2 separate regions of the Homo sapiens genome follow, and region 2 is linked to region 1. Evidence: read pairs that join two places in POLR2A ChIA-PET (ENCODE). Cell type or tissue: MCF 10A. All regions are shown on one strand. Links, peaks and the distances in the headings refer to the core of each region. The heading gives the core; the rest is flanking DNA.

Region 1 (8,951 bases), core at 1-8,000:
CAGTGCAGCCAGCTCTGAAGCTGGAATGGGGCAGGGTTGCCCCAGGACCTCTGGAGGCCTCTACATCATCCCCTCTGGGTGCCCAAGTGGGGAAAAGCCCAAACCCCGCGGCCACAGGCTTGCAGCCTTCAGTGGTTTCCCGGAGGCTGGGTCTGAGCCGAGGACGGCGGAGGACCCCGTGGGTGGACAAGGCAGCTGTGACCCCAGCCCCCCGCCATGTCAGGCAAAGGGGCTGCAGGCAGCAGCCATTCACTGCAGGGAGGGAGGCTCCTCCCGCTGCCGCAGCCCCTGGTCCCCTGAGGGCCCGGCTGTAAGGGGAGCGATCCTGGCCTCTGGCAGACAGACAGACAGACAGACAGACACAGACATTCGGCCTGGGGGGTACTCGAGGGAAGCCGAGATGCTCAGAAGCCGGGGCCCACAGAGACAGGCGGGGAGGGAGGCGGGCGGGGCAGCGACTGGAGCTGGCGGGCGGTGGGCGGCACGGAGCCGGAGGGATGTGCGGAGCCGGCTGGCGGGGATCCGACAGCCGGGATGGCCGGCGGCTGACTACAAAGACAGGGAGACCGAGAGACGCGGAGGCCCGAGGAGACAGGGACAGAGGGAGGTTGCCAGGCGGCCTCGTCCCCAGCCGGCAGCGCGAGTGTCAGTCCCGGGAGCCGGCAGAGCAAGCGCGCCCTGCCCCCGCAGCCAGTCCTCCCGCCGGTCCGCCCGCCGGTCCGCCCGCCGGAGCAGGCCGGGGCTCCAGCCGCTCCCTCGCGCCGCCTCCCTCCTCCCTCTCCCTCACTTCCTTCTGCTCAGCCTGTGCCAAACCCATCTGGAACTGTTTAAACCCAAATATTCAGCCCCCTCCCCCTCCAGCCAGATTCCTCCACAGTTTAAAACAAGCCCTGCGCTGGCTCCGGGAGGAGGGAGCGGAGGGAGGGGACGGCGGAGAGGCGGCGGCGGGAAGGAGGGAGGGAGCGAGGGAGGCAGGGAGGCTCTTCATTTCTGTTTAATTTCTGGGGAGCGAGAGAGGGAGGGAGGGAGGGGATCGGCCCTTGGCCATCGCTCAGCCTTGGCCATCGCTCAATCTCGCCACATTTTTCCCATTAATGAAGAGAGGACTTGGGTTTCGAGTCATGTGTGCCCGAGGAAGGGCTCGGTCACTCCGGTGGGGAGGGGGCCGCGTGCTCTCGGTTTCCCCGTTTCTCAGGGGGAGAGGAGGAGCCTGCTCCCTTCAGCCTGCCCAGGCACAGAGGACGGGGCAAGGCCCTCCTCAGCCCTGGGGTGCCTGGTCCCTGCCTTCGGCAGGAGGTGAGGGGGATGTGGGGGGGGGGTCATAGAACCCATCTGTCCGTGGTATTGGGAGAAAGAGACCCAGCCCACCTTTTCTGTGCTGTGTGTGCGGCGTGTGCATGTGTGTGCACGTGTGTGTACGTGTGTTGTACATACACACGTTGGGACGGGGGTATGAGGGGCAGCGGGTAAAGACAAAAGAGGAGTGAGTGAGCAAGTTCTCAACTCCCCCAGCTGCCTGCTGCACCCCATCCCTCGCCGTCCTGCCATGTATCTGCAGGAGGCAGAGGGGAGAAGAGGCTGGCCACCCTAGACACTGGGCTGTGTCAGGCAGGAAACCACAACTGCCCAGCAAAGTCACCAGGGAGGTAGTCACCAGGCCTGGGGTCTTTCGGGGACTGGAGCTTTGATGCTCAGGAGCTAAGCAATACCTCTTTCAGGTTTCCACAGGGCCATGGAGAGCAGCCACGTGGCAGCAGCTGTGTGGCCCTCACCCATGCACAAACACACAGATGCACGCGCAGCATCCAGTCCTGGGGGCTGGGCTCACTCCCCGCCACTGGGGCTAAAGAGTGACAAGTCAACACATATGGTGGACAAAAACACACAAAGCCACAGCCGCCCACAAACACACACCCAGCTTCACACAGAGCCATGGTCTGTCTTTCTCAGACACACGGATGCATATGGTACAAACAGATTAGTCTTCCTTAGACATTCATATACAGTGAATCTTTCCTACACAGAGATCTGGCTTGCCTTAGGCGGACCCACGCTTCCAGCCTACCTATGTGCAGATTTCCTGAAACATATGCGCACACAGAGGGCACTCACCCCCAACCCTGCAGTATGTTCTCCTTACACACCCAATTGCACATGCTATCACCAGCTGCAAGTCACACAGTCTTCGGTGTAAAGTGCAAACACAAACACCAGTTTCCCTGTATAGACTTGGCGACATGCTTTTAGTCACACAAACTACAATCAGCTGCAAAGTCACAGATGTCCAATGACACTGAAATATGCCACAGCCCCTGCAAAGGAGCACCCTGACATGGTGTAAGTATCAATACCTAGATTTGTGTAAAGCCTCAGAGGTGCATCCTCCATGCACCCGCAACACACACACACACACACACACACACACACACACCCTGCAAGCATGGTTCTGTTTATGGGATGTCTTCCAGTGGGGTAGAGGAAGAGTTACTGGGAGAGGGTGGTACCCCTCATCCTGCCCCCAACACTCTGGTGCCTCTCGCTCAGGCAGGGCAGCCACATGGGCCACTCTTGCAAGGGAAGCAGAGGTGCTGGGGCAGCCTTAGCCAGAGGTGTAGGGAAACAGCCCCAGCCCTGCTTCCTGTTGTCCTGGCTTGGGCAGGAGCTGTCAGTCAGGTCACGAGGCTGGGGTGGAGCAGGGGCATGAAGATGATTCTGGGTGTGGCTGGGTGCGGCCTCCCCAGGTATAGCCGCTGCCCAAGTAACAAGCCACTTCCCTGCCAGCACAATGGCACTGTCTCCAGGGCCCCTGAGCCCTTGGTAGAGGGTAGCTCCCTGAAGAGATTTGGCTTCAGAAGCTCTGGGCAAGGCTCTTCCGCTTGCAGGTCGAGGACCTTGAGCAGGGCATGAGGAGGACATCATGGGCACCCTGGCCTGTGGGAGGGGCACCAGCTGAGGGCCTACCACCTGCCCTGGTGGAGGGCCAGGCCCCATAGCACCCTGGGAGCAAAAGTGTCATTGAGACCCAGAAAACAAACAAACAACAGAAAAAAACAAGCCAAAACAAAAAACAGAAACACAAAACAACTAAAGACAGAAGCAGCAAGGCTTCAGCCCAAATTCCAGACTAGGGACTTAGAGGTGGAAGGAAAGGTCAGCACCAGGGCTGGGCCCGCAGAGTGTGCAGCGGGGCAGGAGGGCAGGGGGCCAGGGTCTGCGCAAGGAGGAGCAGCCTGGAGCAGTGCTATGCCACCCGAGTTGGACACCCTCCTCCTCTTCACGGAGTCCCTTCCTCAGCCACCAAGCTGGCTCCCCTCCCATGGGTCAGGATGTGTACACACGTGTGCCAGCCTGTACACACAGGGAGGTCAGCGTGAGGATCAAGGCGTCTTGGGGGGAGCCTGCCATGGGACTGGAGAAGATGCATGTTGTGGGGAGCCTAACTCACCCAGGGCCACCTCCTCCTTTCCTGCCACAGCCCCTTGGCCCCCATGTCTGGGATGGGGTGGGGGGAACATCTCAGAACAGAGAACACATTTTGTTTTTCATTCTTCCCCTCAGATCATGGGGGTTTCTAATTAAATAAACCTGAGAGGGAGAAGAAGGGGAAAGAAGCCCAGGGCGGGGAGCCCAAACGCCTCGGTGCTCATCCATGCCCCCACCCCACTGTGGCCCTGCCAGCAGCCAGAAGGACGGGTGGACAGCTAGCCCTTAACCTGAGCCCTTCAGCCCTTCCTTGTGATGCTGGCCACACTGGGTCTGGCCAGGAGGCTGGGGGCAGAAGGGAATAGGAGACCTGGCACCAGGGCTAGCCCTTGGGCAGGGGGCCTCTCCCACCCCATCAGGTGCCCAGCTGTATCCAGTCTCCCTCCACCCTTCACCCCCCCCAGCTGCCCAATCCCGACAAACCAGTTTGACTCAGCACAACAGGCAGGGCTACAATTTTCAAACTATGCAGGCCTGGTGATTCAGCCTCTTCATGCTGTTTAATTAGTGGAAGGCCGTGCGGCAGAGGCCTTGCCCACGGCAGCTTCGGCAGCTTCGGCTTCAGCTCGCAGCAGCCGCTGAAGCTGCAGTGGCAGCAGCAGCAGCTGTGGCTAAAGACAGGGCAGTGCTGAGCAAACTGGTTCTTCCAAATACCTGCCGGCCCCCAGCAGCTGCTCAGAAGGCCAGCTCCTGACAGACAGGGATGGGGTTTGGGGGTGCCAGAGGCAACTCAAACAAGTGAGCAAGCCCTCCAAATCCTGGCCCGCTGTCCCCTCTCAGTTCCCGTGTTCTCAGGGGTCACTCCTGCTGCCCCTGTGAAGGAGGTGGGCTCTATGCTGTCTTGTTCCTTCAGAGACAGGTTCCACTGCAGTGACAACTCAGCTACCAAGGCTTGGCTGGAGGGGGACGTGCTGGCCCCACCTCCTGCGATCTGGTAACTGTTTCTCTTTTCTCAAAAGGATATCTTCCCAGCGGGGATCTCTCCATCCTATCCCAAGTATAGGGGTGCTGGGGTTCAGACACCATTCCTCATCTCAGGCCCCATTCCTAGTCTGTTCCCCATTGGACCCCACCCCCTGACCCGTTGATGGTCCTGAGGGGAGAATAATCTTGGCTTTGGGGAACTGGGGAACATTACTCAAAAGACCAGTGGGTGACAAGGTGGCCCTGTTTCCCTGTGGCTGTGCGTAAAGCCCAGGGCAATTTGCATGGGGGAAGGGGACAATCAATCAGAGGGCAAGGGGAGGGCATGTTTTCAACCACGAGGACAAGCAAGGACCCAGGCTCCATCCACATGGAAAACTGATGACAGCCTTGGATGCAGAGTCTTGGTGACCCCCAAGTGTGCAGGAAGGGAAGAGGAACCAGGTGCTAGACAGCATCTAACTAGGGGGTACATGAGAGGTAGCAGCCAGGGCTCAGGGACCCTGGGCCAAAATAAATGTCATGCCCCAGACACAAAGAGCCACAAGGCCAAGGGCAGACCAAATCCTGACGAAACCAAATGGTAGGTTGGATGGAGAAAGCTAGACCCCCCACCTGTCAAGCTGGAGGGGCTGAAGAGATCTTCAGTGCTATGGAACCCACATATCCTGGTCACAGCCCAGGACCTCGAAGTCCACCCATCCACATGCCAAGCCCCAGAATACAGGAGGGAGGACAGGCAGAAAACAGCTGCCCACTGGGCCAGCTCTCTCCCCATTCCTTCCCTCTCTGGAGCTGCAGGGAGATGTGGGGCAGACAGCCCCACCCCCAGCCCCCTGCACCAACCTTCCCTTTCATCTTTCCTCCCTCTAACCTCCCTCCAGCAGGATAAGGGCACACACTCGTTTCACTCCTGAAGCTCCCCAAGGAGCAGACCCTAGGGTAACAATAATAATAACAGCTAATCCTTGAATAACAATGCCTATGCTAAGCACTTTGCACACATTAAGAATTCAGTACTCAGAAGAACTCTGCGAGGTCGGTGCGGTTCCTATCCTGTCTCCCAGTGAGGGAGAGCCAGAGGGTGGGTAGGTGCAATGTCTGCGCTGGGGTCAGCACCTTGCATTTGTTCCCTCACATTCTCCCACGCACGAACTGGAGACCAGAGAGTCTGAGGTATTGCAAAAGTGAAGGAATTGGTGAAACCACCCTTGTAGGCACCGCTGCTTCCCAGAGGCATCCCATGCTGGCCTGGCCTCACAGCCAGGGAGTAGCCCTAGCTCCCACTTCACAGTGGAGGGGAGGTGGGCAGGCCGGGAATGGGGAACGAAAGGTCCTGCTGCCCCCTCTTCCCGGGCCGCCCCAGCACATCAGGACTCGGCCTTCTGGACAGCCCCCCAGCTGCTTGGCCTGGAGGCTTGGAAGCTTGGGCTCCTGCTAGGGCCTGGACTCCTGAGGGTCCAGTAGGTGATGAGGGTTGAAAGACAGAAAGGAAGGGAAGGGGGGAGGGAGAAGTGAGCCTCCTCAGGTAGCCCCTGTGCACCTGACCCAAACCACACTCCCACTCCACACTCAGCACCAGCACCCACCACACCCACAACAAGGGCCTTGTGGCCCGACACACACAGGTGACACATAGCCCCGTAAGTGTATGAGTGTGTGTGTACCAGTGTCGCCTCTCCTGGACTACGACACAGAGACCCAGACACAGATCTGGCAACTAGAACAGGCTCCCTGGCTCACACCCTCAAGGCAATCAACAACAAAGCCCCACACTGGGTTCTCACGCCTGCGATCCTATCACACACATGTGGGTGAGTGTGTGCGAGTGTGGGCGAGACCTCGGTGTGTCAGTCTGAATTTGCATGTGTCCACCCGTGGGACTCGATCTGTCAGCACAGCAGGCTCAGAGATGAGGAGGGTGGGGGATCATAGGAGGTCTTTCCTCTGGAGAACATTAGAACGCACCAGAGGATGCCTTTCTCTCTGAACTGTGTTCTTTTTTCCTTCCAACCTTTAAGTTTACCGACTGTGAACATAAGAACAAGCCAAGTTCCACAGAGTTCGTGTTTTCGTTCCTAAACTAAGAAAGTAACTAGATCTGTTAAAGATACCCCAAATAAGTACTGCCTTTATTCCAATTGCCCTCGAATTTCTGTGGCGTCCCTCCCTCCACTTTAGGGAAGGTTCTGACCCTCTCTCATTTAATGGCTCCGAAATTCTTGGAAACGGGGCGTGAGTGTGTGTGGGCCTCCCTATTGTTTGTGGCTGGTGTTGGGGCCTCTGTCCGCGGCAAGCTTGTGTCAAGTGGCATGCGTGTGAGCTCTCCTGCCAGCGCCAACAACGCCGGGCTGTTCATCCAAGTACAATCATTTGGAAGTTGGAGCTGCCCCCCACAGCAGTCTTGGCAGGTTTCACAGAACCTATTGAGAAGCCTGGCCTTTTCCCACCAGCTACTGAGGAAGGCGCCGGGCTCTGCTGCTACCTGGGGCAAATCCCGCAACTTCAGGGGTTCAAATGGAGACCCAAGCCCTGCTCTAGCAGGCGGAGAGGGAGCCTCCACAAAGGGTGCGGGGGCCCGCCCATACAGCACCTCGGGTGTAATTGGCGCCCGGTAAACCATAAACAATAACAGGCCCCCGCCTGTCCGCCCCCGCAGCGGTCCCCTGACAAATCGGGGTGCTCGCACTCACACTCTCACAGTTAACTCCAACGGGCTCCTCATTAGCGCCCCCCAACCCGGGGAGTCCCGCTTCGCCCCCACCCGCCACAGCCCCGCGGCCCTCGCCTTGCCTGGGGGGTCGCCCACACGTCCTCGACTTCGGGGGGTGCCGGGAGCCCCACTTCTCTGCCGTGAGTGTGGGGGACTCCCGCGAAAGCTCACAGCAGGGCCAGGACTCTGGGGGACGTTCGTCCCGAGTCTAGCTCCCCGCGACCCCCCAACCCGCGGGCTGCCTGCCTCCGAGCCAGCTCCAGCCTCCGAGGCGGCTCCAGGGGCGGCCTCCCCACCCCATCCCTGGGCCCCGGAGCGGGCGCCGGTGGCGGGGCCTCCTCCGACGTGCGCTCAATCCGGGTCGGACCCACGCTGCTAGCCCGCAGCCCCGCGACCCCAGGCACCTTGTTCCCGGGCGCGCCCCCCGACGCCGCTCACCTTCCAGCGCCCGGCAGCCGGCGGGCAGCAGCAGCAGCGGCAGCAGCAGCAGCGGAGGGAGCAGCGGCAGAAGCCCCGGCGGCGGCGACGGCGGCGGCGGCGGGCGGGCTCTGGCCATGGCCGTGGCAGCTCTAGGAGCCGAGCCGGGCCGCGCCGGGCCGGGCCGCGCCGGCGGGGCTGCAGGCACCCGAGAGAGGGTGCGCTCGGCGGGCTCCGGGGCAGGCTCGCGTCGGGTCCCAGGAGATCCAGGAGAGGAGGGAATGCAATCCAGGCGGGCGGCTCCGGGACCGAGGCGGTGCACCGAGCCCGGCGGTCCTGGGGATGCGGACAGGTCGGTCCCGCGGGAATCTGGACGGACCGGTCCAGGAGGATCCGGGGCGCCGGGGAGCTGGGTGCCTGAGGACTTGGGGGGCGGGCCGGGGCAGGAGGGTGCAGGTGGTCGTGATTCGGGATGCACAGTAATCTGGCGGTCAGCTGCGGGCCCGACTGGGATCCGGGGCTTCGGGGGCGCGCGCCGTCCGGGGTCCGAGCTGGGATCTTGCTGCGCCGCTCACGTACTCACTTCTGCTGTCCCCAGCGCTGGCGCGGCCGCTCTGGGCGAGAGGGGTGGGACGGCCTGCCTGCCCGTCAACGCTGAGGCCCCGCCCCTAGCGGCTGGCCACCCACTCACAGACCGCCAGGCCCGCTGGTTCGGCCTCGAGAGCACTCAGCTGGAGTTCAGTTGGCGGTGTCTCCGCCAGGCCCACCCTCGGGGTCTCAGGGGCCGGAGTGGGCGGGGCTAAGGAAAAGATGAATTAGATTGGGCGGAGCGATGCTGTCCATCAGAGGGAGAACCCCGCCTCCTGGCGCCCATTGGCGATTAGTAACCTAAACTGAGTCCGAGGAGGTGCCAACCAGCTAAGACGGACCGGGGGCGCCCCCATGTGGCCCGCGTCTGCCCTGCGACGCCCTCATGTGGCTGTAGCTTAGTGCTACTTGGGGGGACCCCCACCGCGATGTATCCTGTGACAAGGGACTTCATCGTTTCTTCATTCTTTCACTGGGCTGCGTATTTAGTCATTCATTCAGCACATCTTTGTGAGCGCCCACAATGTGTCAGACTGTAGTACCTGCGGGTGCTACCGCAATGGACAAGACAGAGGCTTGTGTTACTAGCTTAGCAGTGGAGGACGTGGGATTAAGTCATCGCTGTAGAGTGTAAGGAGCTTTATTGCAGAGGAGGAAGAGTTCCTCGAGCGTACGTGAGGGCGACGGCCAGTGTCCGGCCCTGAAGAACTGGCATTCAAGCTGAAATAGGAAGGATGAGTAGTGAGTGGCGGATTGTGTGTTCCGGGGGAGTGAGGAGGGGAGCAAATACTCTTTGTGTGAAGACCTAGGGGCAAAAGAAACTGAT
Region 2 (16,816 bases), core at 4,718-12,717, 200 kb before region 1:
GCACTTTGGGAGGCCAAGACGGGAGAATTTCTTGAGGCCAGGAGTTTGAGACCAGCCTGGTCAACATAGCAAGACCCTGTCTCTACAAAAAAAAAAAAAAAAAAAAAAAAAAAAAGAATAGAAAAAATAATAATACTAATCAGACTTGGTAGTACACACCTGTAGTCCTAGCCCCTTGGGAGCTGAGGCAGGAGGATCACTTTGAGCCCAGGAGTTTGAGGCTGCAGTGAGCCGTGATCAGAAAGCCGGGGACGTACAGTGTCCTTTTGGCTCCCAAATCATTCAGATCCTGTTTTTCTATTTTGCTTCCTCCTTTTTTTTTTTTTTTTTTTTTTTTGAGATGGACTCTCGCTCTGTCGCCCAGGCTGGAGTGCAGTGGCGCCATCTTGCCTCACAGCAACCTCCGCCTCCTGGGTTCAAGCCATTCTCCTGCCTCAGCCTCCCGAGTAGCTGGGCCTACAGGCGCCCGCCACCATGCCCAGCTAATTTTTGTATTTTTAGTAGAGACAGTGTTTCACCGTATTGGCCAGGGTGGTCTCGAACTCCTGACCTCGAGTGATCTGCCCATCTCCGCCTCCCCAAGTGCTGGGATTACAGGCCTGAGCCACTGCGCCTGGCCTTCATTTCCTCTTAGCTGAGGTCCTTCCGGTCTGCAGATCTTCCTCCTGGCGGCCTCCACTCTTTTCCCTTTCCTGTTCCGTGTCTACCTTTCGTGGGGGAGAGAGTGGAGCACCGCACGGAAGAGGTGCCATGAGGACAGGGGCCGCGTCTGCTTCCCCAGCTCCTGGATCCCCGCCTGGCACACAGTGGGCCTTCAAGATGGATTCGTTGCCTGAAGGAAGTCAAGAAGCCAGGCTAGCGTTCCATTTTTCCTCTCCCTTCAAGGCCTGTGCAGGGAGGGCCTGGCTGCTGCCATGAAGGGGAAGAGAGCCCGGGACAGTGACTCGCCAAAGGGCCCCGGCCAAGGCCCAGCGCAGCAGGAAGGCCGGCCGCATCCTGTCGGAGCCGCACCTCTGGCTTTCGGCCGTGACACTGGGACCCAGGGAAGCCCTGGGATCTCCCCAGGGACCCTCCGACATGAGCCCTGTTCCATATGCCTGAAGAGCGGGGCCAGGAGGGAAGGAAGTGCCCAGACACAGGGAGACAGAGCATTAAAATTCCAGCGGCAGTTCCACGGGCAGGAGCTCGCGGTTCCTAACTGACCGTAAACCCTTTCTCCTGACAGCTCTTGGAATCCATCACTCCAGCCTCTCCCCGAGCAGCTGACACATCGCAGCAACGCTTCTCCAGAAGTCAGGGTCTGCTGACTCCGGCAGGGACGGGAAGGCAAGCGAGCGCGAGCAGCTGAAATGGCCCCTGTCTCCCCTGACTTCGGGGCCGAGGGCAGGCGGGCCGGGGAGGCCCATGGAAAGGGCTGTCAAGTGTAGCGCGATTCCCAGCCACAGCCCGAGAAGGTGGTTTGCTAACTGTCTGCCTCTGGGTGGAATTCTATTAACCTAGTGGGGGAAACTCGTTTTCTCCCCACTGAAAGCTCTGAGTGGTGTGTCACATATGTCTTTTATTAATAAAAAAAAAAAAAAAGAGAGAGAGAAAATAGAGTCATTATGACTGCATAATTACAGTTCATTTGGTAGGCCAGATCTTTCAAACCCGGGTGCTGGGGGTGCGGTGGAGGGGGGGGTGATAATAAAAGGGACCTTGATATGAACCGCTTGGGAACCACCTGTGTAGGAGGCAGTTCGGGAGCAACTCTCAAAAGGTGCAGTGGCTTGCAAGATTCAGAGCTGGCGTGGGCAGGGACACCCCTCTCAGAGCTAACACAGTGCACCGCAGCCCTGGCGCCAGCTCGGGGAATCAGGTGACCTTAAGCAAGGCCCTACCCTCCCAGAGTTTCTTTCTTTCTTTCCTTCCTTCCTTTCTTTCTTCCTTTCTCTCTCTTTCTTTCTTTCTTTTTCTTTTCTTTTCCTTCCTTCCTTCCTTTCTCTCTCTCTCCCCCTCCCTCCTTCCTTCTTTTCTCTTCTCTTCTCTTCTTTCTTTCTTTCCCTTCCTTCCTTCCTTTCTTTTCTTTCTTTCTTCTTAAAGTTAAGGTGTATAGACTTAACTGCCCTATAGTTATGTTTCTTTTCTCTTTCTTTCTTTCTTTTTTTTTTTTTTTTGAGACAAAGTCTCACTCTGTCACCCAGGCTGGAGTGCAATGGCACCATCTCGGCTCACTGCAACCTCTGCCTCCTGGGTTCAAGCAATTCTCCTGCCTCAGCCTCCCAAGTAGCTGAGATTACAGGTGTGCACCACCACACCCAGCTAATTTTTGTATTTTTAGTAGAGACGGGGTTTCACCATGTTGGCCAGGCTGGTCTTGAACTTCTGACTTCAAGTGGTCTGCCCGCCTCAGCCCCACAAAGTGCTGGGATTACAGGCGTGAGCCACCGCGCCCGGCTAGGAAGGCTACTTTTTAAGATGCTAACCTATCTCAGCTCTAGGACTTGGAATAGAGCTTTAAAGGAGCGATCTTGTGCTCCTGGGAGTCAGCAGAGTGGTAGCAAATATCAGAGGGAAAGTCCCCTCTTTGTTTCCACACAGAAGTGGCGTTCTGGAGGCCAAGTTCAGGCCACATTGTCAGCCACCCCTCCCAGCTACAGTTTCTCCTTCCAGTATTCTTTTGAGTCAAAACTTTGGAACATTTCTGTGTTTCTTTTCATGAAGAAGATATTTTACTTATAATACCTGTAAGAAAATAGAGCCAAGATTAAACATAGAGAACCTCCCTCTTCAAACATGAGGGAGAATCCCTAGAAAATGGGCTAGGACTCATGGATGGGACCTTCATGACTTATTCTGCGGATGACAGATCCTATTACTGGTCCGTCTGCCAGCACCACCAGGGGCAGCCACGCCAGCCGGAGAGTCACACAAGATGGGGTCTGTTTCCTGGCTCAGCAAGGGAGAAATGTACATCCCTCACCTCTGGGCCTCTAATGAATTCTGATTCAAGCTGAACAGGCCTAGGAATCGATAGTTTTAATCATTTCAAAAACTGGACCCACTCTGGGTAAAATTACAATGCGTAAGAAGCTCAATGGAGCTTAAAGGCCACAACCTCATCATCATTTCATTAGACTCACATTTCAGCAAGATAGAAAGAAACGTTCTCACACACCGCCCCCTCCCACAGCTCCCCTGTCCTCCCCAGCCCTGTGTAGTCATGCTGGAGGACAGCGATGGTTTACAGCAGCCGTCAGCCACCACAGCCACCGGCCCCCTCCCAGCGTGCGCTCCGCCCCGGAGGAAGCTCAGCGCAGTCGCTGGAGACCTCCGTGCAAATCAGTGCCTATGCCTCCCAAGACAAGTTTGCAGTCCTGGGAAGTTTAGGAAAAACAACCCTGCTGTCAGTGTGGCTTCTCACAGCTGGAGGGGTCAAGTTATCAACACAGTATAAACCCAGGCCAGCAGAACCTTGTCCCACCCGGGGCCCCAGACGCCCTCTGGGAAGCAAAGAGTTTGAAAATGTCTTAAGCTTTTCCAGTTTGTTTATTTTCCGATGTTTAATGATATTGTCCATGCAAGGAACAGAACCCCAGCTCCTGCTAACAATTAAAGAGGTTTTCTAATTTAGGAGAGAATGTGATTTTTTCAAAAAGGGAGAAAACTTGCACAGGAAGTAAAGCAAATACTCCACATTGAGAACATGCATGCAGAAAAGCCTAGCGTCAAGAAGACCCTGACTGCCTGGTGAACATATGGAATGAAAACTGTTCAGGGCGGCTGACCCAACGAGGAGGCAACATCGGAGGAGGCTGGCAAACGTCTGCTGGACCTTACTGCACCGCTGCCACCACCAGACTGTTTCATGACTGTGGCTTGTATCTGTGACCCCAGACCTCACCATCCATAGGTCCAGATGGGCTCCCATCGGTGAAATGACCAGAATTCACTGTGCTTGTTTCTGTCTGCTGTAGGCTTACTCTGACTTGGAGGACCTCTTGGGAGTGCCCCGCGTGTGTTCGTGAACAGGACTGTCAGCGAGAGTCCCTCTCCCCACGCGGCTCTGCGCTGATGTCGTGCTGCCACAGTCACTCCAGGGTCACCTCGTTTGCTGGCCTGCCCTGTGGGAACGCTGCCACCCATACCCAGGGCGTTGCCTTTTGAAGACCCCAAAACTGCAGTGCCTGAGGCTCCAGAACAGGGCTGTTGGCCTCATGCCCTCAGCACACAGGAGCCTCCCTGTGTCCTGGGGTGTCCTCTCCACTCTGTCATATGCTGTCAACTGGACACCCTAGAGGACTGACCTCCCTGAGTCTCGCAGGGTAGTGAGGTGGGATGGGGGGTGAGGTATGTTTCTCTCTACTTCCCTTTCCTTCCATCCACTGCCAGTAGACATTTGTGCCCCACACTTTTCCAAACCCAGCAGACTAGGAAACGGTTGAGGCTAAAATTAGGATCCCTACTCCGTGTCCTCAGACCAGTGGTTCCCCACCTTGGCTGCGTATTAGAATCACCTAGGGAACTTTAAAAAAACTCTATTTCCTAGGCCATACCTCGAACCATGAAATCAGAATCTTTGGGCATCAGTAATTTTTAAGTCTCCCTGGGCAATTTCAACGTGCAGCCAAGGTTGAGAACCACTGCCTTAGAGGAAGGAAAGGAAGGAGGCAAGGAAGGGAGGAAGTAGGGGTGGTGGGAGGGAGGACAAGGCCAAAACTGGAAGCCCTTTCCCTGTGATGGAAGAAAACTGACGTGAGCCAGACCTGGTGCCACACCCCGGGACACACACCGAGAAAACCCAGTGAATCTTCTGCCAAGCCTGCCGGTGACTCGGGGTGCTGTTGTCAGTATCTTTTTTCAGCTGAGTCAACACATCGGGAGAGCCGAAGAAGACAAACACAGGGCGACTCGCCGCTGATGACTTTCCACTTCATACCTGGTGGCATCCGAGATGCCCAAAGGGAGGAGGCCTTGTCAGTGGCGACAGCGGAGACAGACAGAACCCTACACTTGATGGGATGTCGGGAGAGCGTCCAGTCTAGCCCTGTGTAGATTTCTGAACTACCCAAGACTGCTGGCCATCTGTCCCAAGAACAGGTGTGACCAGGAACCAGCCTCTGTTAGCTAGGAACACAGAGTCTGTTCATTCATTCATTCGTTCACTCACGCATTCGCCTAATCACAGCTCAGCATGGCAGAGCCGTGAGTAGGGGCCCTCAGATACCACATGCAGCTCGGCGCTTCCCAAGCTTTGTTTTTAGTTGAGGAATGCTGGGTTTAAGTGAAACCGTATGGAGGCATAAACAAATACAAGAGAGCCGCTCCAGCTAAAGCAGGGGAGGGGGCCCTGCGCCCGGCCCACTTGCCTCCCTTCCACTAAGGGGGCTTCACCAGATTCTCCTGTTTCAAGGAGAAATAGAGTTTGGAAACCTCTCATTTTATAAACGAGGACACTGAGGCACAAAGCAGGGTAGTTGGTGCCTTGCCTAAAGTCATACAGATTTCATGTAACAAATTGTGCTGGCTAGGTATGGGAGGATGCAGAGCTCACAGCACAGATGAATACCTCCATCGCAAAGGCTGAACCAAATGCCCCGTTAAATCAAGAGATCTGCCTCTCTCAGCTTTGTTTTCTGAAGAAATCCCTTCCCAGGGTTCTTCCCCAGCATGCGGCACTCAGGGAGAACCACAACCTTGTCCTCTAGGGCCCAGCAGGTGTAATGTTCAGTGGGCATGCGCTGGTGCAGCATACTGCCAGCATCCACGCCGGTGTCCTGGGGGTTTACCTGATTGTTAACTATTTTAAAGATCACACTTGGATCCCACTACCAATGTTTCCAAAGTACAAGTAAGAGCCGGACGCGGTGGCTTATGCCTGTAATCCCAGCACTCTGGGAGGCCAAGATGGGCAGATCATTTGAGGTCAGAAGTTCGAGACCAGCCTGGCCAACATGGTGAAACCCCGTCTCTACTAAAAATACAAAAATCAGCTGGATGTGATGGCAGGTGCCTGTAGTCCCAGCTACTCAAGAGGCTGAGGCAGGAGAATCACTTGAACCCGGGAGGTGGAGGTTGCCGTGAGCCAAGATAACACCACTGCACTCCAGCCTGGGCAATAGAGCGAGACTCCTTCTCAAAAAAATAAAAATAAAAGCAAAATGTGACTAAGAATCAGACAGTAACAGAAAATATCAGTAACAAAAGAGTCCACACCTGCCTTTCTCATTGCTATTATTTGATACCAGAACTACCTGAAATCTTTCAGAAAGAGGGAAGAGCATTCTTTTCCTGGGAGCTTTCTAGGTGCAGACTTCCGCTCATAGCTGACAGTGCACAATGGGCAAAGAGTGACCAGGCTGACTTCTTCTTCTTCTTCTTTTTTTTTTGAGATGGAGTTTTGCTCTTGTCGCCCAGGCTGGAGTGCAGTGGTGTGATCTTAGCTCACTGTAACCCACGCTTCCCGAGTTCAAGCGATTCTCCTGCCTCAGCCTCCCAAATAGCTGGGATTACAGGCACCCGCCAACACGCCCAGCTAATTTTTGTATTTTTAGCACAGACGGGGATTCACCATGTTGGCCAGGCTGGTCTCGAACTCCTGATCTCAGGTGATCCTCCTCAGCCTCCCAAAGTGTTGGGCTTACAGGCGTGAAACACCGCGCCTGGCCTATGCTGTCTTCTGGAGATGGACTGAAGGCCACACCAGGCCTCGGGACACAGCCTGAGGGCTTCAACCCCTGGGAAGGGATTTCTTCAGAAAACAAAGCTGAAAGAGGCAGGTCTCCTGATTTAACGGGGCATTTGGTTCAGCCTTTGCGATGGAGGTATTCACCTGTGCTGTGAGCTCTGCATCCTCCCCTACCTAACCAGCACAATTTGTTACATGAAATCTGTATGACTTTAGGCAAGGCACCAACCACCCTGCTTTGTGCCTCAGTGTCCTCGTTTATAAAATGAGAGGTTTCCAAACTCTATTTCTCCTTGAAACAGGAGAATCTGGTGAAGCCCCCTTAGTGGAAGGGAGTTCCATCCCTGCCCCTTCCACTTGCTGACAGTCTGCATGTGGCGGGGGCACGCGTTTCTCTAATCCACAGTGTACGTGTAGTGGGTGCTGTCCCCCCCAGGAACCACCCTTGGCTGAAGGGAGCCGTCTTGCCTGGGTTTCCCCCTCCCAGAGGGCACAAGGATCCCATCGCCTCAATGGGGGCACATCTTAAAAGGGCCACCCAAGCTTCAGCACACCAGCCTCGCTGCCGTTCAGCCTTTCCTGTGCCAGCCTGCCTTCATGACTCCCCAGCGGGGCTGCTCCGTGAGTGCTCCCAGTTACCCTGCATGCCGACAGCCCATGAGTGCTCCCAGTTACCCCGCACACCCAGAGCCTGCGTTTTGAGAACCTGGCCCAAAGCAGTACTCAACCACAAAACAGGGGCAGATTCCTACCTCTCGGCTACGGTGAGGGTTAAGTGAGCACACTGCTCACATGAAATTTCCTCTCCAACGCAGCGCCTGGACTATAGTAAATGAGCCATACATACTTGTTCATTTCCTCCCTCTCTCCATTCTTTCTTCCCCCAAGTGTGTTTATAGTCTTTATTGTGAGTGTTCTCTATCCTTGGAGAGAGACATCTGGCTCTCTGTTCATTGGCAGAACTGAAGTGATTGACACACTCTAAACCTAGTAAGTGTCTCATCCCTTTCTGACATACAATTGTTTATGTAGCTGTGCTCACTCCTCATACCAACACACACACACGCACACACACACACACGTACAGACACACACACGCACACACATGCCCACAAGTGGTATTGCCGAATCCTGCAGTCTTTGTAGTTTCACAAACATCCAAATCTTGACACCACTGCCACAACACACAGAGAACTGCTTGTGTGGAGACCTGTATGCCAGGTGCTGTGAGACATCCCAGGAGGGAGAAGCTCATTTTCCAATGATGGAATCAAGGAGGGCTTCATGAGAGAGGTGACATTTGTCATGGGCTTTGAAGGCTGCATAGAAATCCAGCAGGCAGAGGGGTGGGAGTGGCTTTCCAAGCCAAGGGAACTGTGGAGTTGGGAAAACACAAAGCATGTCTAGGCAAATCCTCCAGTCTAACTGAAGATAAAGCTTCAAGAGGAGGATGAGAGGGAGGAGCCAAGGGTGGGAAGGTAGTTTGTGACTTGACTGGGTGGGGCCTTGAGTGCCAAGCTGAGGCCAGAAGTAATGAGATTCTACTGACAATTTCTGAGAGGTGGAGGGAGAGCTTTTGGAAGGTCAGTCATGGAGATGATTGAATGAAAAAGATACTGAGGTCAGGCCAGACGCGGTGCCTCATGCCTGTAATCCCAGCACTTTGGGAGGCCAAGGTGGGTGGATCATATGAGGTGAGGAGTTCGAGACCAGCCTGGCCAACATGACAAAACCTTGTCTCTACTAAAAATAGAAAAGGTAACTGAGAGTGGTGGCACACACCTGTAGTCCCAGCTATTCGGGAGGCTGAGCTAGGAGAATCGCTTGAACCCAGGAGGCAGAAGTTCTAGTGAGCCGAGATCACGGTGCTGCACTCCATCCTGGGAGACAGAGCAAGACTCCATCTCAAAAAAAAAAAAAAAAAAAAAAAAAAAGGAAAGATACTGAGGTCAGAAAAACAGTGAGGAGGCCGTGGTAACAGACAGAGCTAGCAAGGACCCCCCTCCTGGAGAGGGGATTGGTAGACCAGGAGAACAGGAGGAGTCTCAGGATAAGAATGTGAGCATCCACCCCTTCCAGATCACCACTACCACGAAAACCTTCAGGGGCAGCTGTGCACATACCCCCAGCTCATCATCTGAGAACGGGTGCCAAGTGAACTCCATCTCCAGAAATTGTTTGGGGAAGTGAAAGAGGAAACCGAACTCAAAATAAGGGTGCCTGACTCACTGTCTCTCAGTGACCATGTGCAGAAAAATCCTCTGAGCCTGCCACCAGCCACCTCCTCTGTCCACACCTTACTTCACAGGAATTCAGACACCAAGAGGGAGTCCCACACACGAAACACCTGGAGACGTGAAGAAACAGACTCAGCCCTACCTCCCTCCTCCCTCGCTGCGAGGTCTTGGGCAATCACTGACATATTTCCGGGCCTCAGTTTTCTCATCTATAAAATGATAATAATAACCAGCACTACCCATTTGTGGGACTTTTATGAGATCAAATAGCCCAATAAACTCGAAAATGCTTAAAGCTCTTTGGAAGAAATGCAAGTGTAATTGTTGAAGTTGTTATGTCATTGGATATTACTATCGCCACTACCGCTATAAACTTGCATATCTCTTTTCTCTGAAGAGGTCAAATGCTGTTCATGGTGTTCTTCTTTCATGAATAATTTCCAAACACCTCCTCTTGTTTACAGGTGGGCCCTACACGAGAAGGTTCCACAGATACTGCCTGCCTAAAGTGGATCTTGAGTCAGATCCTACGAAAGCCAGAAGGAGGGCATGGCTGAGAGTACCTCGGAGAGGCAGAAAAAGGGGAGCTGACTCAACACTGCTCTGTTGGGAAGGTGCGGTGTCCCGGGGAGGGAAAGGCAGGTGACTCAAGGTGAAACTTTCTGGACACAGAGGAGCTGGGATCTCTCATCCAATTCATGCAAATCCTTGGCTGCCTCAACCCAGATCCCACCCCTCCCCATACGAGGCTACCTTCTGGTCTCACTGCCTTGAAATCTAACAGTGCAGCCAACGTGACTCACCAACCATGTGGCTTGCAAACATCACTAAGCTTGTCTCATTTTCCTCATCTGTAAAATGGTTTAATAATCTCTGAGCTGCCTGCCTTCCAGGGCTGATGTGGGGAGGAGGAACCCATGGGCTGAGGATGTAAGAATGCTTTGGTGACTATGAGGTGTTGTATCAAGGTAAAGGGTTGTTGAGGGAATGTTTTAAGATGATTTCTGGGTCAGGCGCGGTGGCTCACACCTGTAATTCCAGAACTTTGGGAGGCCAAGGCAGGTAGATCACCTGAGGTCAGGGGTTCGAGACCAGCCTGGCCAACATGGTGAAACCCTGTCTCTACTAAAAATACAAAAAATTAGCCAGGCGTGGTGGCAGGCACCTATGATCCCAGCTACTCGGCAAGCTGAAGCAGGAGAATTCCTTGAACCCGAGAGGCAGAGGTTGCAGTGAGCCAAGATCGCGCCATTGCAATCCAGCCTGGGCAACAGAGTGAGACTCCGTCTCAAAAAAAAAAAAAAATGACTTCTGGCTTGAGGGTGGTGGTGGTGGTGGCGACTGGAGGCTGCTCTGGAGTGGTTAGGGGAGATGTTGGGGGAATCCCAGGAAGCCAGACCCAAAGTTCCAAAGTAGGGAGAATTCTCTTGAACATAGGTTTAAAGTATCTCTTAGTATTCTGGTACAAAGTTCCTTCTTCCCCCAAAAAGCAAATCACAAGACCAGGACAATGTGTGGGGATCACGATCTTCCGGCAGCCCACAGCTTGGCTGTTGCACTCTTCCTGAATGCCTCTGGACTTTCTAGACAGAGGCACGGAGCTGGTCTGGGACAGTCCCTCCAACCAGACTCTGATCACACCCCCAAACTCAAGCCCACCAGGCTGACTGATGTTGACTTCTACCAGTTGAAGGCCATCCTTAGCCACACTTTCCCTCCTTGGTGTAGTGGCCATAGACTCCGGAACTAGACTGTCTGGGTTCAAACCCCAGGTTTACTAATAGCCAGCCATGTGTGCTCTTGGGCAGGTTATTAACCCTTCTGGGCCTTCACTTCCCCATCTGTATTTGTGGCTAATAGGGCCCATCTCATAGCCTTGTTTTAAGAGTTAAATGTATTAACAAAGTGTTTAGCACAGTGCTTGCCACTAAATAAGCACTATTTCTGTACTGGCTCCTTCTGCCAAGATTGAGCTGAAGGTCTGTTTTTTGTTTTTGTTTTTGTTTTTGTTTTTGTTTGAGATGGAGTCTCGCTTTGTCACCAGGCTGGAGTGCAGTGACGTGATCTCGACTCACTGCAACCTCCACCTCCTGGGTTCAAGCGATTCCCCTGCCTCAGCCTCCTGAGTAGCTGGGACTACAGGCACGCATCACCACGCCCAGCTAATTTTTTTGTATTTCAGTAGAGACAGAGTTTCACCATGTTGTCCAGGATGGTCTTGATCTCTTGACCTCATGATCCACCTGCCTTGGCCTCCCAAAGCGCTGGGATTACAGGCATGAGCCACCACACCTGGCCTTAAGGTCTGTTTTTGAGAGGCCTCTGTGACTGCTTTCTGCTGTATTGCCTTCCTCCACAGTTGCCTTTTTTCCTTGTCATGTTGGTGCTTCCTGGTCACACAGAAGCAGAGAGCCAGCATTCATCCTTCTTGGGAACTCTCGGTCCTCTCCTCTTGCCTGGGTTTGAGATCCTCCTTTACAAAGTCATGTCCCTCTCATCATTCAAAACTCTGCTCAGTACCTATGTCCTTCATGAAACATGGTAGTGGTGGCCATAGTGGGAGAAGCATAAACTCTGGGATCAGACAGACCTGGGTTTGAATCCAAGCCTAACTTGTCCCACCAGCTGGGTGACCTTGGGCAATTACTTTACCTCTCTTAGTCTCAATTTCCTTACTTGTAACATGAGGTAAGTATCTCTTCCTCATGGATGAAGATGAGGATGACGCCTGAGGCAGTGATGGCACATAATAGGTGCTCAACAAATGTTACTCTTCCCTCCTCTCAACCTTGCTCTGATAGCAGTTTCTTCTCTCTCCTCCAGCCCTTAACAGCATCTTACAGCCTCAGTAAGAGGTGGAAACATACATACACACTGTGTGTATGTTCTTAGATATTTATCATGTGTTGGCTCTTCTTTCATTCATTCAACATTTATTAGGCATTTGCTATTTGTCTGATGCTCTGCTAGGCCCTGGGGAAGACTAAGACTGAATCTTTTCCCTGAGGAGCTCACAGAAAATTGAGAGGATCATCCTAAGGTCAGGAGTTCGAGACCAGCCTGGCCAACGTGGCGAAATCCTGTCTCTACCAAAAAAATATGAAAATTACCCGGGTGTAATGGCAGGCGCCTATAGTCCCAGCTACTTGGAAGGTTGAGGCAGGGAGAATTACTTGAACCCGGGAGGTGGAGGTTGCTGTGAGCCAAGATCATACCACTGCACTTCAGCCTGGGTGACAGAGAGAGACTCCGTCTCAAAAAAAAAAAAAAATTTGAGAGGATCAAATATATGTATGTTTAGATAATCTCAGAGTCTACGGTCAGTGTTCTAGTGGGGGGCGTGTCTGCACGGCACTTTCGATGACAGCATATGGTGCAACTAACAAGGCTCCTTTCAGCAGTCAAAGGCCTTCAGTTCAACTCAGCCAGTGTTGACTGGGCCCCTGCTGTGTGCCAGGCACTCTACTAGGTACCAGGAGTTCAGGATGAAGAAGACAGTGCTTCCACCCTCAAGGAGTGCAGGATCCGGTAGGAAAGACAGACAGAGGATATAAGGGTCACACCGTGTGGACAGTGCCTCTATGCCCAGGTGTGGTCATGCAAGAGGGAGACAGCTAAGTGTGAGGGGTAAGGATGACTTCCTGGACAAGGTGGCATCTAAGACTTGGAGGACAAGTAGGAATTGGCTAACAAAGGAGGGACAGAAAGTCCTTCCAGGTGGAGGGAAATAGTCTGGGAGGAGTCAGGCCGGGCCTGGGGCTCAGGGGATTAAAGGTAGTTCCGTAAGGTTGGACGCATGCACAGGGAGCTTGGAGCCTCCAGCAAGATCCTCTTTTCTTCTGTTTCTGTCCCCAACACCCTTTCCCTGCTCACATCCCTCAGCCCCAGCTCCAGAAGACCCCTTTTCTAGAGGCTTCAGCCTCTCTGATGCTAAAACCTATCCTACCTTGGGGGCTATGCAGCCCAGGCTCTTCCGGAGGGACAGAGAAGCTGTGGAAGGAAAACGGGATGGGGAGCTGAGAGTGGGCAAGAAAGAGGAGAAGTCCCCACCCCTCCATGCAGGGACACTGACCAGCGTCCAGGGTGATCCCTGTATTGGGTCACTGCATACTCGTGGCGACAGCTGCTGGGTGTCAGGAGAGATCCTGCTTCCTTGGCTGAGGCCTCCCCACCCCAGCGCCTGCTCACCTGTTCTGTGCTAAGCCTCCACACGTCCCCTCCTCCTGCCAAATCAGTTTCCGCTAATTAGGTCAAGGTGAAGGTTATCTCCCCTCCCTGGAGTTTGACCTTGCAGCCAGCAGCCCAGGAGAGTTCTGGCACACCCCATATTTGCCAGGGGACATGTGGGCAGTTACCACACTCACGTGCACACATGCGCACACCCCCTCCCACACGCCAGCTCACAGTACCCACGCTCACACACAGACACTCACACCACTTACCCACGCATCTGCTTAGAGACACACTTGCACGCACGCCAGAGGGCCCAGCTTGCCTCTGCTCTATAAGCTCCCTTGGGAGAGAAGCAGACCTCCAGAAGGTTCTGGGCCTCCAGCCCAGGGATGTCAAGCCCCATGCCAGAGAACCCTCCTATCTCTTGCTGAGAGGTTACCAAAGGGTTAAGAGAGAACATTTCCAGGGAGTTTGCCTCTTAATCAACACAGTTAATTCTTTTCCTTTTACAAATATAAATTCTTGGCAGTCAGTAACCAAGAAAGAAAGGAGAAAGAAAAAAAACTTAACCCAACATTAGTCAAATCTTTGCCTCTTCCTATTTTTTTTCAAGTTAAGACCCAGAGGAATTCAAAGCAATGAGACAAATCCCAGCCCAGATGGAATGTTTTTGCTAATATACGTCTGCAAGTTATTTAAATGTATGTTTAAGTGTGTGTGTGAGAGAGCGAGAGAGAGAATATGAGAGCAGGCAAGCATGGTTGAGCGGTGTGTGTGCATGTGTGTGCCTCTGTGTGTGTGCATGTGTGTGCCTGTGTGTGCATGCATGTGTGTGCATGTGTGTGCGTGTGTGTGCACACATGTGTGTGGCTAGAGCACACAGCAGAGCAGAGGAGCCACCAGAATCCCTGCCTGAGCCCCAGCTACCCTCTGGCCCTGGCTCTCTGGTCTGGACCTGGAGCAATACAAGGCCATTGCCCGGAAGGCTGTCCTTGTCCCTCAACATGGGGTCTTCTGGGACAATAGCCCCTGTTTCTGCCCCTCAGCCCCAAGGTGGCCTCAGTGACACATTCTGCTAAGGAAAACCCACCCACCATACGCATGTCTTGCCCTCGTTTCCTGCTTAGCCAGAAGGTTTGGGGCTGGAGTTTCCAGGCCTGGAGGAGAGGGATAGTTGAGAGGACCAGGCTCCATGGCACAGAGCTGCTCCCCACACCCCGCCTCCAAGAGTGGACCTGCCTGGACTTGAAATCTGGGCTTAGACTGTGTTCCTGGCCTCTCTCTATCTCCTCTCAGACCTCTCTCAAGATCTTCAGCCCCCTGTGGTATTCCCTCTCACCCCAACAGAATCCCCCATGGATGACAGGGTCAACCCTTACCCACGGACTGCACCTCAGCAGGACTCCCCACCCCCTGCCCCTAGAAGCACCCTCAGTTGGGTTCAGGGTGCAGGGGCCTTGCAGACAACCCCTGAGCTCCCCACCTGCCCCTAGCTCCCTCTCGTCTGCTCCCTTCTGAGTTGACTTTAATTCTTTTAATCTTTCCTCTGAAATCGCTCCTCTGGCCTTGCCATCAGCTGTGTGGGTTCCAACTTCCTGATTTCCATAGGGAGATTAAACAGCTTTCTCCATCCAAGGCAGTTTGGATGTCCGGGCCACCCCCTGGGCTGGCTAGACCCCTCTCTGCCGAGGGGGCTGCTTTCGCTCTTTTGAGCCCTGGCCCACCCTGAGTCCCGGGCCTTCCACATGGAACTTCCCATGCCCCCTCCCTGCCCTGCCCCACCGAGAGATTCCCGCCCTCCCATGTCTTCCCTTTCACAGAGGCCTCTCAGCATCTCGAACCAGGCCCAGAGCCTGGAGTGCACGACTTCCTCCATCAACAGCTCCTGGGAAGCAGGCAGGCGGGGAACAGGGTCTGGGATCCGCAGAGAGGATCCCCTGCCTGGCTACTGTCCCCTTGCCCCAGCCCCTCTCCAGGCTTCTCTGCTCCTTCCACCACTCGTGCCCTCCGAGGTCCTTTTCTGAGCATGGGGCCATCCGCCGTCTGTGCTGGCTGCTGAGGGGACAGGACTCACCAGCTCTCAGTGTCATCTGCTCTGCTCTTCTGTGGGTGCCAGCTCAGGACCTGGTGCTCAGCTGAGCCTGGCAGGAGACAGAGCAAAGTGGAGTCAGGTTCAGGGGACTAAGTGGGAAGGGAGTTTGGGGAGGGGCACAGAGAGGGTGTCCAAGGGAAACTAGAAATGAGGCTTTTTTTTTTTGAGACGGAGTTTCACTCTTCTCACCCAGGGTGGAGTGCAGTAGCGCAGTTTTGGCTCACAGTAACCTCCACCTCCCACGTTCAAGTGATTCTCATGCCTCAGCCTCCCAAGTTGCTGGGATTACAGGTGCATGCCACCACACCCGGCTAATTTTTATATTTTTAGTAGAGACAGGGTTTCATCATGTTGGCCATGCTAGTCTCGAACTCTTGACCTCAGGTGATCTGCCTGCCTTGGCCTCTCAAAGTGCTGGGATTACAGGCGTGAGCCACCACGCCCAGCCTACAAATGAGTTTTGTATGGCATGTCATTTGAACTTGCCCTGAAATGTAGCTAGGGGATGGAGGAAGCTGAGATCTGACTTCAACATGGGAGGAACAGTTGCTTAGAAAGGAATCTCTGAGGCAGAAAAGGGGAAAGAAGACCTTCTGTGGAACGTGTCCTGGAATGCCACCTTGTCAGGGCTATGATTTGCCTCTGAAATGAGTGGGGTCCTGGGGCCTCCACGCATGGACACCAGCTTCCCAAGGCCTAAAGATGCCAGATGGACTCTTGGGTCTGTCCTAGACCGAGGGCTTCTGGGAGTCCCTGAATCTCCTGACATTGTGTGCAAAGTATTGTGGATCTGGGCAGCATTACGGGGCTTCATTCATGTTCTCAAAGGGTCTCTCACCTCAAGAAGCTAAAAACCACTATGCTGGAGGTTAACACAAAGGTGACCCTTGAGGCTGGCCAGAGTGACCCAAAGGTCACGCCACAAGTGGGCCAGAGTGGCACCAGATGACTTCTGGCTGAAACAAGTAGACCGGGTCAGGCTCAGGCAGTCACATGAGACACATCTCATTTCTAGATGTGGGGAGAGATTCTGGAGATGACCTTGGCTCCTGGAGATGGCATCTTAAAGCAGATCTCTGCCAGGCGAGATCCCGTGGCCCATGGGACACACCTTCACTGGGCCTGAGCTGTCTGTCGGCTTCATCTACTGGGACACTGGCAGGTATTCACAAGTGAGACGGCAAAGGTGACCCACGGTGGGCCCCGGGTCTTCCAGTGTCAGTGAAATGTGCACAGAAGGGTCTGGGCCTATACCTTTCACAATGTGTATGAAGGTCATCTGTCTCCGAGGGAAAACAGTGGCCAGTCTCCAAGGAGCTATGAGTGTGCCCAGCGCTGATGTGGGCAGCTCAGGGGATCAGAGACAGGGCGGGGAGGTCATTAACGCCAAGGAAGCAGAGCTGCGTAGTGAAAGGCCCTCAGCCCACCTCCACACTAGCCTCTCTGCGCCGCAGTTCCCTCCTGGGGGAGGATGGAGCTGGCCTGCAGGGTTTCTGAGGGCCCCTTCAGTGCCACCATCCTAGGTTTTAAGAAATGTCCCTCCTGGCCGAGCGTGGTGGCTCATGCCTGTAATCCCAGCGCTTTGGGAGGCCGAGGCAGGTGGATCACCTGGGGTCAAGTGTTCGAGATCAAGCCTGGCCAACATGG

The links. Peaks named below come from ENCODE experiments on the same cell type or tissue, not always from the same donor. Only the 100,000 strongest peaks of a DNase experiment are listed, where the experiment ranks them.
Region 2: POLR2A ChIA-PET joins it to region 1 with 74 read pairs; 26 of 35 experiments call an interaction of 5 or more read pairs at or near these places.

The regions. Positions count from the first base shown.
Region 1 is chr3:184,560,961-184,569,911 of GRCh38, reverse strand. It overlaps EPHB3 (EPH receptor B3), which reads right to left and starts at 8,127. Exons shown (of 16, transcript NM_004443.4): 1 at 7,559-8,127. The coding sequence starts at 7,676. RefSeq lists enhancers at 1-690, 1,033-1,545, 1,546-2,060, 5,395-6,147 and silencers at 8,102-8,161, 8,382-8,571. In MCF 10A, for the core only: no CTCF peak of the experiment used is centred there; DNase peaks (open chromatin) are centred at 851 and 3,961.
Region 2 is chr3:184,758,022-184,774,837 of GRCh38, reverse strand. It overlaps LINC02069 (long intergenic non-protein coding RNA 2069), which reads left to right and starts at 1,683. Exons shown (of 3, transcript NR_110043.1): 1 at 1,683-1,858; 2 at 9,369-9,518; 3 at 16,185-16,816. It overlaps LOC105374253 (a long non-coding RNA gene), which reads right to left and starts at 1,578. Exons shown (of 4, transcript XR_924790.3): 1 at 1,204-1,578. In MCF 10A, for the core only: no CTCF peak of the experiment used is centred there; DNase peaks (open chromatin) are centred at 8,097, 8,987 and 9,577.